Regions from separate parts of the Homo sapiens genome. Here region 1 is linked to region 2. The links are chromatin loops, found by intact Hi-C in ENCODE. Cell type or tissue: Calu3. All regions are shown on one strand.

The links. Hi-C counts contacts between places; a loop is a spot of excess contacts. Peaks named below come from ENCODE experiments on the same cell type or tissue, not always from the same donor. Only the 100,000 strongest peaks of a DNase experiment are listed, where the experiment ranks them.
Region 1: it touches region 2 in a loop (11-fold over the local background); 16 of 110 quality-filtered maps call a loop at or near these places.

The regions. Positions count from the first base shown.
Region 1 is chr11:90,284,077-90,292,076 of GRCh38, reverse strand. All of the region lies in intron 1 of DISC1FP1 (DISC1 fusion partner 1), which reads right to left. It also overlaps the pseudogene TUBAP2. Among named protein-coding and RNA genes, the nearest start is that of DISC1FP1, 37 kb to the right of the region's middle. In Calu3, a CTCF peak has its summit at 3,605; no DNase peak of the experiment used is centred here.
Region 2 is chr11:90,431,315-90,439,314 of GRCh38, reverse strand. The region is part of intron 1 of DISC1FP1 (DISC1 fusion partner 1); the gene reads right to left. Among named protein-coding and RNA genes, the nearest start is that of MIR4490, 120 kb to the left of the region's middle. RefSeq lists an enhancer at 623-1,350 and a silencer at 4,160-4,454. In Calu3, no CTCF peak of the experiment used is centred here; a DNase peak (open chromatin) is centred at 4,284.

The DNA.
Region 1 (8,000 bases), 150 kb after region 2:
TGTTCATCAAAACAGACTCATTGTTTTATCATGTTCAAAATATTTAACTGTTATAAAAATAAATATATAGCATAAATTTATATTAATTGTCTTACCCTTTTGTCAGTATCATACATTCAGATTACACATACTAATGGGTTTGGTAAAAGGAGATTCCATTAAGAAAACAAAAATAAGGTTTTGAATAACTTGTAGCCAGATAATCTCTGAAAACTCCCAGTTCTCATAATTTATGAGTTAATAGTTCCTCTTCACTGTCAGCTAGTCTTCACATCCTCAGTCCTGCTTTAGACGGCCCATGGAATTATCCTGCTCGCAACCTATAGCACCAAACTAAGACAAGGAAAAACCCCATCTATCTGGTGAGCTTGAAGAGAATTCTTAAAGGTAGAGCTATAAATTCCACTTTCCTTCCCCTTAGATGACCGTAAGGTTTAACCTTTCACTAAACTACACACTAGCTGTTTTACCTGATTATACAGGTTTGCATCCTAAAACTCATATCAGTATAGAAGATGAATATTTCTGGGTGTTACATGGATCACACTTTGTAGTGTGAGGTAGTGATGACATTGTAGTGATGACAAAGTGTACTTGATAAATTCAATTCCACAAGTGTATATTAACACCCACTCAGTGCTAGGTCTTGTGCTACATGCTGGTGATAGTTCTTTCTTCTTCCCTTCATACAAAAACTCTTTGAAAGAAAAATCTACATACTTATCTTCTCTTCCTTCTCTTTCCATTCCTTTTCAACCTTCAATCACCTGACTTCTAACCTAACACTCCATATAAACCACTCTGGAAAAGATCCTTATTACTTCCTAATTGCCAAATTTAATGGACTACAGTCAATGTTTAACCTACTGTGCCTGTTTGCTGCATTTGACATTTTGACTGCTTGTTCCTACTTTGGTTTCTCTATGTCCATTCTATCCTTCTTCTCTTTCTGCTATTTTTATATATTTAATCTCAGAGGTCCTTTGTATCTTATTTATACCTCAAATGCTATATTTTTCAATGTCTTGTCCTTTCTTCTTTCATTTTTTCTTCTTTTTTTCTTTTCTCTTCTTATCCTCACTAGGTGATCTCATACATATCCAGGGCTTCAGTTACCACTCACATGCTGATAGATCCCAAGGCCACAGTTCTAATTTAGAGCTTTCCTTTGATAACAAATGCTGTCATATATCTCTTCTATAGAAGCCCAATGGGCACCTCAATCTAAACCTATATAAAACTGAGCTTGTTATTGTTTCTTCTGGATTCATCTAATTCTACTGAAGTCAGGCCCCTCATTATCTCTTGCCTAAAATACTGGAAAGTCTCCAAGCTGATCTTGTTGTGAAATTCCTACTCCTCAGTCTATCCATTACACCTCTAACAGAGTGAAATTTCAAAAAGGTAAATGCGATCTTGTCAGAGCCCTACATAAAACATATATCTGGCCGGGCGCGGTGGCTCACGCCTGTAATCCCAGCACTTTGGGAGGCCGAGGCGGGCGGATCACGAGGTCAGGAGATCGAGACCATCCCGGCTAAAACGGTGAAACCCCGTCTCTACTAAAAATACAAAAAATTAGCCGGGCGTAGTGGCGGGCGCCTGTAGTCCCAGCTACTTGGGAGGCTGAGGCAGGAGAATGGCGTGAACCCGGGAGGCGGAGCTTGCAGTGAGCCGAGATCCCGCCACTGCACTCCAGCCTGGGCGACAGAGCGAGACTCCGTCTCAAAAAAAATAAATAAATAAATAAATAAAAAAAAACATATATCTGACTGACTCCAAGTACCCAGACAATAAAGTTCAAATTCCTTGGTACGATATACAAAGATTCCTTTACAACATCCCTACATTTACAGTACTACTGTAATGTACTACCCCACATCAACTAATTTCAGTTTTCAAATAAAACATGCTATGTATAACCTTCTGTAATTCTCATATTAGTCCTTCTGTGTAGAAAATTCTACCTCACAGTTGACCTAATGAACTCTTGTACACGTTTCAAAGGAGTTCAAATCTCTCTCTAATAAAGCTTTCCATCACTCCTCCTTACATCCCCATAGATAGAAAGACACTCATTATATTTTGCTCCTTCACTATAGCCAATTAATATTTTCATCATGGAGTCTGATTTACTAACCTTTTTTTATGTGTCTGCTTTACCTTTACATACTTTAAGTTTCATAAAGACAGAGTCTTTGTCTTATTCATTATTTTATCCCCAGTTTTTCATATGTTAAGTATCCAACAAATGATTAGTAAAAGCATGATTGCATAAATAAATTAATGTGAAAACTTTTCTGCCCTCATCTGTCTCAAAGCCTAATGGGGAAACACATACACAAACATTAAAAATTATTCAGTATGTAGCTTCAGTGGTTGAATTGTGTGCATTCTGACTGTTATTTCCAGTTACGTCAAAGGAAGACATATATAATCACAGTAAACATAAAGTGTCTTGGTGTGTCTTTTGCAATTTGTGTGTGTGTGTGCAATTGTGTGTAGTTGGTTTTATACATCCCTCAAACACTAAAGCAAAATAAAAATACAGAGCCTGAGTATAATATAAAGTTAGTCAAACTATCCATATAGCAATTTATTTTTAGAGAATAAATTTCATGAGAAATATGTGAGAAGCTACCCCTATACAAGGAACCTGTGTTTTTATCATGTCCTAAATTCTGTGGTTAACAATGGCTGTAGATTAGAAAACATTTAAGGTTGTGGTTCTTTCAGCTGTTGGCAAATTGTAGAACACAAAAGTAAGAGAATACAAAAAAGAAATCCATTGGAAACTAAACCCAGTATTTGAAATTCTGAGTTGTTCCCTGGGCTTTAGTCATGTTTTTTCTCATTGGAGTAGGGTCAGTGTGACAGGGCTGAAGTAGATGGAAAAATGATGAATGTAATCAGGGGAAGAGGTTGAGGAAATTATTCTGGAACCCATGATTTAGGTTTCAAATAAAGATACTTTCCAAAGGAAATGAAACTGGTGAACTCAGTTTGCTCCCTAGCAACTACTGTAGTGGAGATGCAATATGAATGCATCGGCATGTTTCACATATTGGGAATCTCTGTGGAAATGTATAATGAGCTCCTGTTGGGTCGGTTTTCCATCCTATGCTTCAGTGCGAGGGCATGCAGTTGTCCAGATATCTGCAGCATTCTGAGCTGCTCAACAAATTTTAAACGTTTTGGTGAGAAAAATAGTTTGACGGTTTCCCTAAATACTCTCCAAGGTACCAGGCTGATAACAAAGTGGAGCCCCCAAACTTAAACTGAAGTCTGCATCATTTGAGTGTCCAGCATGGCAAGAAACTGGCTGACATTTACGTTGAAAATCACACAGGCCATGTGGCTATTGATAAGCTTATTTTCAGAAAGAAATACACAGTGACATTTAATCAAAATGTAATTCATTGGTATGAAATTTGATGAGCTAGCACAAAGTCAATTGCGTTTGATGGTTTATTTCCAATTAACTTAAGACACATTTTAACTTTCCCTGCTTCTTAACAGTTAATTTTTTAAAATCTATTCATAAAAATTAAATAAACACAATGTGCTGAATTTAAAAAACTATCTTTATCTGTTTCCATTTTCATCTCTTTCTTTTTCAATCTCTTTCATCCTTTTTTTCTTTTAAAGAAAGATAGGACGTGAAGAAGGACTGCCATCTACTGGTACACAAGAAACATTTCTGAAATACATGAACAGCACCAGGTACCCTGGTGGCTTTGTGGAAAACATTCTCTGACACAAAAGAAAAGGTTATTATGCTTTACACCCTTTAAATGAAACAATGGTTAATATATTCATTTACTCACTCACTTCAACAAAATTGAATTTATCACCTACCAGTATTGCCAAGCACTGAGCTAAATCCATAGAGAACACAGAAATGACTAAATCATGGTACTTGATAGAAAAATCATTTCATTTTCTTTCCTTCCTCTTTTCATGTACTGTCAATAGTATACAAATATGTTTTTGTAGCATGCACTTGAGTTAATGGATTGAGGCTCTGAGGATAATATCTGGAAAATATTAAATATTTACAGGCTATGCTGCTGGAAAAAAAATTCCCAGGAGGATGCCAGAAGCATACAAATCTCATAAATACCTCTATTCTCACTCATTCAATATTCAGTCTACTTATTTTAATATCTGTAATAATCCCTTTAAATATTACTATTCACAAAGGAATAAAGACAGAAAAGTAGCTCTCTTAAATGTTTTTCTTAATAGGAGATATAGAAAAGGAATATTGAAAGTGGTACAGAATACACACAGATATGGATTTCACAACATTAATACTGACAAATGCATTGAGAATATTCAGCACATACCTGAGGATGTTAGCAAGCCTGCCCTAATACCTACGCTACCTACTCTATCAAGCCAGAAACACTCAGGCATTGAAAAAAGCTTACAACACATATGACCATCAAAGACGAGTTTAAAAAAATGTATAAACATTGCTGATTTAAAGCATTTCCATTATAAACCTTACTTTTTCATGAAAACTTGGTTTTCCCAGGACACATCAACTTTGAAGATGATGCAAAGATATTTGTAGCAGAGACTCCAACCCGATTTTATTATCACAAATCCAAACCTTCTCAGCCTCCCTCTACCTGTGGATATAACACTCATAAACCCCCTTGCCAACTGAAAGAGCATATATCTTTCATTTACTTCTATAACCTAGTCATAGTATAATGCTTGGCCCGCTATAGGTCCCCAGTACTTTTATATTAAGAGACCAAATGAATATCATTGACTTTTTTGTCCTGTGGGAAATTAGAGAGGCTCCCACCAGTGATATATCAATGCCTTGCCCTATTGCTTCTAAAGTCTCAATATTGCTTTATTAAAGAAAAAAATCATGGTGAGGTAATTTTAGCCTTAAAGAAAAGTTACAAAGATAGTAAATTCTCATATGGTCTTTATCCAACGTCCCCTTAATGTTAATATCTCACATAACCAAAGTATAATTATTAAAAGTAAGAATATAAAAACCATACACTACCATTAACTAAACCAGGGGTCTCCAACCCCTGGGTCATGGACTGGTACCCATCCATGGCCTGTTAGGAACCGGGACGCACAGCAGGAGGTGAGCAGCAGTTGAGAAGGCAAAGCTTCATCTGTATTTACAGCTATTCCTCATCTCTGGCATTACCTCCTGAGCTCCACCTCCTGTTAGATCAATGGTGGCATTAGATTCACATAGGAGTTTGAACCCTATTGTGAAATGCACATGCAATGGATCTAGGTTGCACATTCCTGGGATTCTAATGCTTGATGATCTGTCACTGTCTCCCATCACCCCCAGATAAAACAATCTATTTGCAGGAAAACAAGCTTAGGGCTCCTACTGATTCCACATTATGGTGATATATGTAATTATTTCATTATATATTATGATGTAATAATAATATAAATAAAGTATGCAATAAATGTAATGCACTTGAATCATTCCAAAACAATTCCACCCTGGCCTGAGTCTGGAAAAATTGTCTTCCACGAAACCAGTCCCTGGTGCCAAAAAGGTTGGGGACCACTGAACTAAACTACAAAATTGTTTTAGTTTATCCACCTTTTCCACTAAAGTACATATTTATGTTCTAGGACACAGCCACACCTCGTTTTGTTGCACTTCACTTTATTGCGCTGCACAAATACCATGTATTTTACAAATTGAGGACTTGTGGCAACCCTGTATTGAGCAACTCTATCAGCTTCATTTTTCCAACAGCATGTGCTCAATTCATGTGTTTGTATCACATTTTGGTAATTTTTGAAATATTTCCAACTTTATCATTATTAGTATATCTGTTATGGTGACCTGTGATCAGTAATATTTGATATTACTATCGTAATTGTTTTGTGGCACCACGAACTATGTCCATAAAAGATAGTGAACTTAACAGGTAAATGTTATGTACATTCTGACTGGCTCCATCAACCAGCCGTTCCTTCATCTCTCTCTCCCTCTCTTCAGGCCTCCCTATTCCCTAAGATACAATATTAAAATTAGGCCAATGAATAACCCTACTATGGCCTCTAAGTGTTCAAGTTAGAGTCACATAACTATCATTTTAAATCAAAAGCTAGAAATGATTAAGCTTATGAGGAAGGCATGTTTGAGATAGGCCAAAAGATTGGCCTCTTGTGCCAAAGAGTTAGCCAAGTTGTGAAAGGAGAAGTTATTGAAAGAAATTAGTGAACACATGAGTGATAAGAAAGCAATACAGCCTTATTGCTGATATGGAGAAACTTTTAGTGGTCTAAATAGGAGATCAAACCAGCCACAACATTCCTTTAATTCAAAACCTAATCCAGAGCAAGACACAAACTCTCTTTAATTCCAAGAAGGCAGAGAGATGTGAGGAAGCTGCAGGAGAAAGGTTGGAAGCTAGCCGTTATGTGGTACATATACACCATGGAATACTATGCAGCCATAAAAAATGATGAGTTCGTGTCCTTTGTAGAGACATGGATGAAGCTGGAAACCATCATTCTCAGCAAACTATCACAAGGGCAAAAAACCAAACACCACATGTTCTCATTCATAGGTGGGAACTGAACAATGAGAATACATGGACACAGGAAGGGGAGCATCACACACCGGGGCCTGTTGTGGGGTGGGGGGAGGGGGGAGAGATAGCATTAGGAGATATACCTGATGTTAAATGACGAGTTACTGGGTTCAGCACACCAACATGGCACATGTATACATATGTAACTAACCGGCACATTGTGCACATGTACCCTAAAACTTAAAGTATAATAAAAAAAAAAGAAGAAGAAGAAAGGTTGGAGGCTAGCAAAGGTTGACTAATGAGACGTAAGGAAAGAAGCCATCACCATAACATAAAAATGCAAGGTGAAACAGCAAGTGCTGATGGAGAAGCTTCAGCAAGTTATCCAGAAGATCTACCTACAATTATTGATGAAGGTGGCTACAATAAACAAAAAATAATCAGTGTAGACCAAACAGCCTTATAACGGAAGAGGATGCCATCTAGGACTTTCATAGCTAGAGAGAAGTTAATGCCTAACTTCAAAGCTTCAAAAGACAGGCTGACTCTTTTGTTAGGGGCTAAAGCAGTTGGTGACTTTAAGTTGCCACTAATCCTCATTACCATTTCATTTTGAAAATCCTAGAGCCCTTAAATTTACTCTACCTGTGCTCTATAAATGAAACAACAAGCCTAGATGATAGCACATCTGCTTATAGCATGATTTACTAAATGTTTTCAGTCCATTGTTGAGACTTACTGCTTATAAAAAAGATTGCTTTCAAAACATTACTGCTCATTGACAGTGCACCTAGTCAAACAAGAGCTCTCACGGAGAGATGCAAGAAGATTAATGTTGTTTTTATACCTGCAAACTCAGTATCCACTCTGTAGCCCATGGATCAAAGAGAAATTTCAATTTTCAAGTCTCATTTGTTCAGCAGTACATTTCATAAGGCTATAGCTTCCATATAAATTGTGAATCTTCTGATGGATCTTGACAAAACAAGTTGAAAAACTTTGGGAAATAATTAACCATTCTAAGATGTCATTAAGAGCATTAGTGATTTATGAGAGAAGGTCAAAATGTCAACCATAACAGGAGTTTGAAGAAGTTGATGACTTTGAGTATTCAAGACATTATTAGAGGAAGTAACTGCAGATGTGGAAATAGCAAGTGAACTACAATTAGAAGTGGAGCCTGAAGATGTGACTGAATTGCTGCAATCTCATAATGAAACTTGAATGGATGAGAAGCTTCTTCCTCTGGATGGGAAAAAAAAGTGGTTTCTTGAGACAAAATCGACTCTTAGTGAAGATGCTGTGAACATTGTTGAAATGCCAACAAATGATCTAAAATATAACATAAACTTTTTTTTTTATGTTAATGACTGTACTTTGAGACATGATGGAAAAACATTACAGGTACACATGGAAAAGACATGATCACCAAATGAAAATCTAACCAGAAAG
Region 2 (8,000 bases):
ATAACTGTATTCCAGGTGCTAGATGTGCTTTTTGTTTTTTGCTGTTTGTTGTCATTGTTAATTTCAATAACAAAAGCTCATCTAAGACCACAGTTACAATTAGCATCACTACCTGATGAACTTTGTGAAATCTGGTCATTCTTTAGGTGAGCTGAATATGAGTGTTGGGTAATTCTTTAACCATGCTTCTTTCAAATCTTTTAAGATGACATAAAATAAAACAACCTCCCAGTATTGTGCTTAACTTCCTTGCAAAGAAGGGAACAATTCCAGGTGCTTCCAGTTGGCCTTTCCTTTAGGCTAACACTACATGGGCCAGGAAATCAATATGGGGGTTCTGCCAGTTATCCTATATGTCTGTCTATTCCCTCTATGCATTCTGGGAATGGGAAAACAACCACAGAGTGCATTCACAGTGCCACTGGACCAACTGTTAGAACTGGTCAACTCATTTCATCACCTTCATAAGACTTTATTATGACTGGATGATCATAATGGCATTGAGGATTAGCATCAATTCAAAACTAGTATCTATTAAGCTCTGAAAATTCTAGATGTTTCACTTTCACAAATGCATAGTCACTCTGGTAAATGGCTACAGATTCTTCTGGGGAAACGTTGGATGAAGATGTATGGTCTATAGTGATTTTCTTCAAATGGGCCTATCCTCTCCCTCAAAAATGGAACTTGATATGTAAACTGCCTTAATTCAAAGACATAGGCAAAAGGTTGTGGATCCCAACTGTGGCAATGCATGTCAGAATTCTTCCCATCAAACCTAAAATAATGTGTGTGTGTGTGTGTGTCTCTGTGTGTTGTGTGTGTGTGTAGTCAATCAGTATTATCTACAGAGTTCATATTCGTGAATCCATCTTCCTCTCTAAAATTTATTTAAAACTCCCAAATCACTAGTCATGAGGCTTTTGCAGTCAGTTGCTAACATATGCAAAGTGTAAAAAAAATTGGGTCACCTGAAGCCCACATACCCAGCTCAGTTTAAACTAGCTGATTTTCTGCCTTCTTGTGTCACCTTTGATATGTAAACCAGTGCTCTTTTGTCAGTATATTTGTGTCACATTTTTCACATTTTTGTGCTTCTTATTGATGATTTTGCTGCTTACAATGATCCCTGAGCACAGAGCTGAAGTCCTGTATAGTGCTCCTAAGTTCAATAAGGCTATGATACGCTTTACGAAGAAAATAGCGTGTTAGATAAACTTCATACATATGTAAATTATAGTGTTGTTGGCCATGAGTTCAATGTTCATGAATCAACTATATATAGTAAATAAAGTGCCTTTAAACAAAAACACATTAAATAGGGTTGTCTGATAATTAGTTGATGAAATATTGTGAACAGAAGCTCACAAGAACATATCCCTGTATTTACCTTTGGAGCAATAGTACAATATTCACTTAATTAAGTGTTCATGGCAACTTTATAGAATATAACTACTGCAAATAGTGAGTATAATGAGAATTTACTGTGTGAGTGTAGTGTTATCTCATATGTAGTTTTATTTATGTAATAGCATATAGAATCAATATAAATCTTGATATATGTTATACATATCATATATAAATCAAGAAGCACATTGGTAGTCTGCTTATTGTTTTCATTCCTAAGACACTTTGATCAATTAGCTATTTGGTAGATCTCTTTGAATGAGATATTCTAATTATCTTTCCATCCCAGTGTAGATTATTGTAATAACTCTGCCCACCTTATCCCTTTGAATTAAGCTGTATATCTGGCCTCTCCATTCTGTAATCCTGTTGTTCCCATTGAAGCTAGAAAGCCCAATTCCACTGCATCAACCCTTATCAACACCTTTGAACTACAATGCACAAGCAGAAAAGATCATAGCATGATAATAATGTTTTAGTAATAGTCACTGAATATGTTTGGACACGGTTTATTCACAACTATAAATTTTACAAATTTATCTGCTATTTGTTTAAACTTGTTAATCACAAAATTTCCCCATTTTAAATATCCACATATACTTCATGCCATAAATCCTTACATACATTGCTAATAATTTTAGGGAAATCACATCATTTAAATGCCATAAGGGCTATTTAAGAGACCATATGATATGAAACAACAACAAAAAAGGAAAAGCTTATTCTAAAAAAAGTATATATTTTAGTCTTTTTTTTTAATTTTTGAAAAGTACTGGCCAAAACCACCTTTCTATAATAAATTGTTATTTTTAAAATAGGTCTTACTGTATATAATTTATTTCACAATGAAACACATATAACTTGTATCAATGAAGCTCTCAAGTATACCACTTGAAAATATTTAAACTAAGACCCTTATAATTATTACTACCATTTTGTTATCACCAATCAAAATCAAAATATTGTAGAAACCAATATATCAGAAACAAAAATGACATTAGAATTGCTTACAGTCTAATTAAGTGGAAAAATACACTTTAAACCTGGAAAAATATGCAGGAACAAAAGCCAAGAATACTTGGTAGACCTTAAGACAGAAATCACTTCTGAAGACAGAACTTGAAGGAGATAATTCTCTAGTTAAGAGATGTTTTCCACTTTTAAGTTGAATTTTCCTAAGCGTTGAATCCATATTATAGAAAATCCCTGGAGAATTTAGTTGCAGCTTAGCTACCCAGCTAAGTAAGACATTATTTGTCTAGAATTCAACTAGCCAAAGGGGTGGAGTGGGAGAAGAAACAAAAAAATTCAAAAGCAGTGCTCTCACAGAGAAAATTCTCTAGAGGCTATAAATTCCTCAATAAATACATGATAAATAAATTTATTTGGAGTGACAAGGCAGCTGCCAAATAAACCTTATCCCTAGTGTGCCTTATAATATCTAAACACTCCTCCAATGGAAATAACAGAAATCTATTTGTATATCAATGTACAGCTCAAAGAATATTTTTCATTTGCTTTGCTCAATTTAACCTTCATATTGTCTTTGAAATATAGGTATTATTATTTATGTCCCTGCTTTGGAGATGAGGAAACCAACTAATGGAATTTAAGTATGAAGAGTTGAGCTGGAGAAAGAGAAGAAAATGGACTCAGGTAAAATTAATTTAAAGCTATGTTTTAGAAAATGATAATGTGAAGAGAATACCAATAACATTTTTTATTCTCCTTTGGCTATACTATGATATTCTAGGCATAGCTTTCAAAAATATAAATATAAATTTAGCTTATAAATGTGTAATAATAGGCTCAACTATGTGCCCAGGCCATTAATTTTATGCTGTTCATTGTACTACTCCTACTACCAATTCTAATTTTATGATTAGAACTATTCTTTATACTGAGGATGGGGTTGGTAGAAGAGAAGAAAAGAAACATTGCAGTGGTTTGACAATTCTGTGGGAAAATAATACGCACTCGAGCTTAAAAAAATTCATTTTGTTTTATTTTTATATGCAGTGAATAAATATAATTTTAGTGTAATATAGATAGTCATGCAGGTATGTTTAGCAATTTATGACTTTGACAAGATGATGAGAAGAGACTGAAGAAAAATAGTCACTGAATGAACAGAGTGACTAAGCAGATGAAAATATGGAGGGGAAAATGTTGAGATTCAGTGCAGGCACTATGGAGGTTCTGGGTAGAAAGTAACTATTTACATTTATTCAGTAGACTATAATAGTCGGCAGACCCCACAAATAATAGTAAGAGTATATACTTTGTTATGTGCAAACTGTCAGGGAATAAGTAAGGAGACACAGTTTAAATCTCTTCACAGTTCAGTGGGCTGCCGCATACATAAATAATATAACATGACATTCTATGAGTGAATCACTAAAGTAAGTTCTACAAAATAGTGATTCCATATTAAATACTGAAAAGACTAAGGAGGTTGGGTTATCCTAGGTATTATGATTGGAATTTTTTTCATCAAGTTGGAGAAGACATGCTGAAAATGCATGTGAATTCATGTCTTGCAAGGTGTTCAGGTCAATCCACCTCCTGTGGATCTCTCAGAAAAACATTACTTTGTGATATACTGAGCTATTATTTTTGTGGTCTCAAGATGATTACAGGCTATGTATCGACATTTGGCTAATGAAACTTGAAAATAATATTTTGTTTAGAAATCAATGTTCTGTGTTGAGTAGATTTTACTTATAATTTTTTAAAGGGCTAGTTGATTACTCTTGCTTTTGCAATTTAGTCCCTAAATAGTTAATTCTTGGGATTCTTGAGTAACTCAGAGCCTTAAATGCTTGGCTAATATGAAAAATGGTCAGCCCTGCAACCAGCAGGAGGCATAAGAGGATTTGATAACTGTTGGAAAAGGCAGCCTAAGGCAACAGGACTCTAATCAGTCAGTGCCACTACTATTGGAAACTCTGAGAGCAGATGACAGAAGTGAGAATCCTCCTTGAGGACCAGTAGGGATTTTGAACAACTATACCTGCTCTTCTTTAACATTAACATATGTCAAATCTCAACTTGTATAAGACATTTCAACTCTTAATTATTCTTTCGGTTAAGATTCCTCCTGTTTTCTCTCTACTGACCCAAGGAGTAAATAAGGCATGTTTGCTTTATGTCTACTGTGTGAATCTGTATCTTTGTGTAAAGATATATTTGTGTGGTGAAAACTTTTTGAAGCTTTACTTCCAGCCTAGAAAATAAGTTTCCAACCAGGTTACTCCAGCTAGTGTCAGGAAACCAGGCATACTAATTAAAGGAAATTTGCCAGGAAACACAAGCAATCAAGAAATTATTGCCTGTTTGTAATTGGAGGGAGAGAGGAAATACTAATTTTGGATTGTGGAGTTATGTGAGTGTTGTGATTGTGTTATTATATTGCAATATACTCATGGGAATTTTAGTACAAATTCTGTACACTGTGAGAGAGAGGAGGATCACACCTGAATAGTGAGATCATACCCTGTATTAGCATCCTGAAAATGTAGCAGCTATCTCAGGAAGGAGCCCAGAACTGGAAGGGAAGTCTCAATGAGGTAGCAGAGAATGGCCATTTATTTTCTCTTAGCTTTGATGGTAAAATGGCCAAGATATTGTGAAAGGAGTTCCCAAGAACTAAATATGATGTTGCCCTTCAAATATTGGAATTAGTAAATTCAATCTCTTTGATCAAAATAGTCTCCTAGTCATGACTAAAGACATTCTTTTCCAACAGAAACTCAGCAATATTCTTAAGCAGTTACCAAGAGAATTAGCATAGCTATCAGTGATGAAACCACTTGAGAACATGGATGATGAAAAAGTACAGACGTGGAAGGGGTAAAGACAAAAGCTAGTTGCACTTTTCTTCTATTATCTAAAGTATTTTCAACTTATCTCTATTCTAGTGTTTCACATAGCATAATAATTCATGTACATGTCTGCTTTCCTCATTGGAACTTGAGCTTCTTGAGAGCAGATTTCTCATCTTTATATGCATAGTTCCTGACCCTGGGCCGGGCACATGGAAGACTCTAGACAATGAATAATGTTAATGAAGGAATAAATAGCACCTGAAAACTAAAGCAACTTCATCTCTATTTAGGGATGAGATGACATATTTGCAAACTAGTGGTTATTTTCATAATTGCCATTGTATTGAGGTAGAAAATAAATGTTATTGAGGTATAAGATTAATAAGTATACATAGATCTGATACTATAAACAATATGAACTAAGAACTTCCCTGTTTGACAAAACTTCCTAAAGTTAGAAGAACTTGGATAGTTTAGTATCTTATATAGAACTGAAAAATATTCCTTCATGCCAATATATGTCTGCCTATAACTGTTATGAACCCCTTTAGAACCATATACACCCCTGGCCACCACCCCCAAACACCAACCATCTTCAAAAACAAGATACAGATCTTATCTATAGAAATGCAAACATGACCAAAGATGCTGGAATTCTCAGTCCTGTCATACAGATAGCTGTGTAGTATTACTGGCAGACAGAAAAACTGAGAAGAAACTTGGAAAGTTAATAAATTGTATAACTCATAAAATCTTTGTGAAAACTTCTAAAACTCTCTGTATGAGGGAAGAAAGGAACTCCAAGTTAGCAGTTAAGCTCCCAGACATGTCTTAGTCAAACTAAGGTTTAAGGAAGCTAAATGAAGCTCGGTGAGTTGCTCAAGTGGTAGAACCAGGACCAGAAAACAGTTTTTTAGACTCTTGGGTTTATGCATCTATTACAAAATGGGCTTTGTCTTTATGGAAAATTTTATCAAGCAATAGAGGCTAATTAGAGTTCTGTGTTAACAAGGATCTGAAGCCAAGTTCTAACTCATTAGAAAAGATTGCTGTGGTTGATTATATATGATCAAAACCACAATGAGATACCATCTCACACCAGTCAGAATGGATATTATTAAAAAGTCAAAAAGTAACAGATGCTGGCAAGGTTGCAGAGAAAATGAAACACTTATACACTGTTGGTGGGCATGTAAATTATTTCAACCATTGTGGAAAGCAGTATGATGATTCCTCGAAGAAATAAAAGCCCAACTACCATTTGACCTAGCAAATGCATTAGAGTGTATATACCTAGACAAATATAAATCATTCTACCATAAAGACACATGTACACAAATGTACACTGCAGCAGTATTCACAATAGCAAAGACATGGCATCAACCTAAATGCCCATCAATGACAGATTGGATAAAGATAACGTGACACATATATACCATGGAATAATAGGCACCCATAAAAAAGAATGAAATCATGTCTTTTGTGGGAACATGGGTGGAGCTGGAGGCTTTATCCTTAGAAAACTAATGCAGGATCAGAAACCAAATACCACATCTTCTTACTTATAAGTGGGAGGTAAATGATGAAAGCTCATGAACACAAAGAAGAAAACAACAGGCAGTAGGGCCTATTGGAGGGTGGAGGGTGGGAGGAGAGAGAAGGGCAGGAAAGATAACTATTGGGTACTGAGCTTAATACCTGGGTGATGAAATAATCTGTACAACAAACCCCCAAGACACGAGTTTACCTACATAACAAACCTTCACATGTACCCCAAATATAAATTTATTTTTGAAAAAAAGAGTGGCCAATTATCAGCTCTTCCTATACTACATTCCCCTGTTGAGGTCTCCAGATATGTATGTCTACCCCAATAGTAACACTGATTTGACTGATTATAAGATCGCTAAAAAATGGAAAGAATTGCTTCCAGCTACAGAGAATTAGCGGTGATGGTAGGTGCCCCCTCTTATACCAGCATACTAGATAGAACTTCATTGACTGGCTTATCCTCAAACGCAGCTTCAGAGATAATCAGAGAAAGAGAAGGAAAAGAGGATATGTTCAGAAAGTGGGTTATGCCCTGGAATTCTCTGCTGCTAAAGAAAAAAAATAAGAGAAGGAATTTTTCATACAATTTATAGAATTTAAAATATTTGCATAATTTCTGTGATTTTAATAGCAAAAATTAAAGTGTTGCAGCTTTTCATACCAACCCTTTCCACCTAACTAAAGTATCTTTATTTTTGAGTCTTAACAATGAAGAGGCTTGCCTTTTGAATGATGGAAGTTCTTCACAAACATAAGACTAGTAATCATTCTCAGGCAATTAAGAATTCTCTCTTTCAGGTGGCCAATTCCATGGACTTGCTCAACACAGCACAAAGACTATAATTTATACATTGCTATACTTAAAGTACTTTTTGGCATATTCTTCTAAGAAAGTAAAAAAAGCATTGTAGCGGCGCAATAAGGTAATTGTTATCTAAATATGTAATATGATCATTCTTATCTAAATATGTAGAGAAAAAAACATGCTTTAAAATGTTATATTGGCTATTAACAATCTCTTGGACACTCATTCATACTAGAGTCTTTTTCATGTGTTTCTGTCCCTTTCTCTGAATGGTCTTGCTGCCCATTACCTTTTTTTCTGGCTGTAAAGGCCTAGTCACAAAGAACTTTCAGAGCCCACTACATTTCAGATCTATTGTCATTTTCAATGCCTAATTCTGTGTGGAGCGGTGTAATTTAAATTCAATTTTA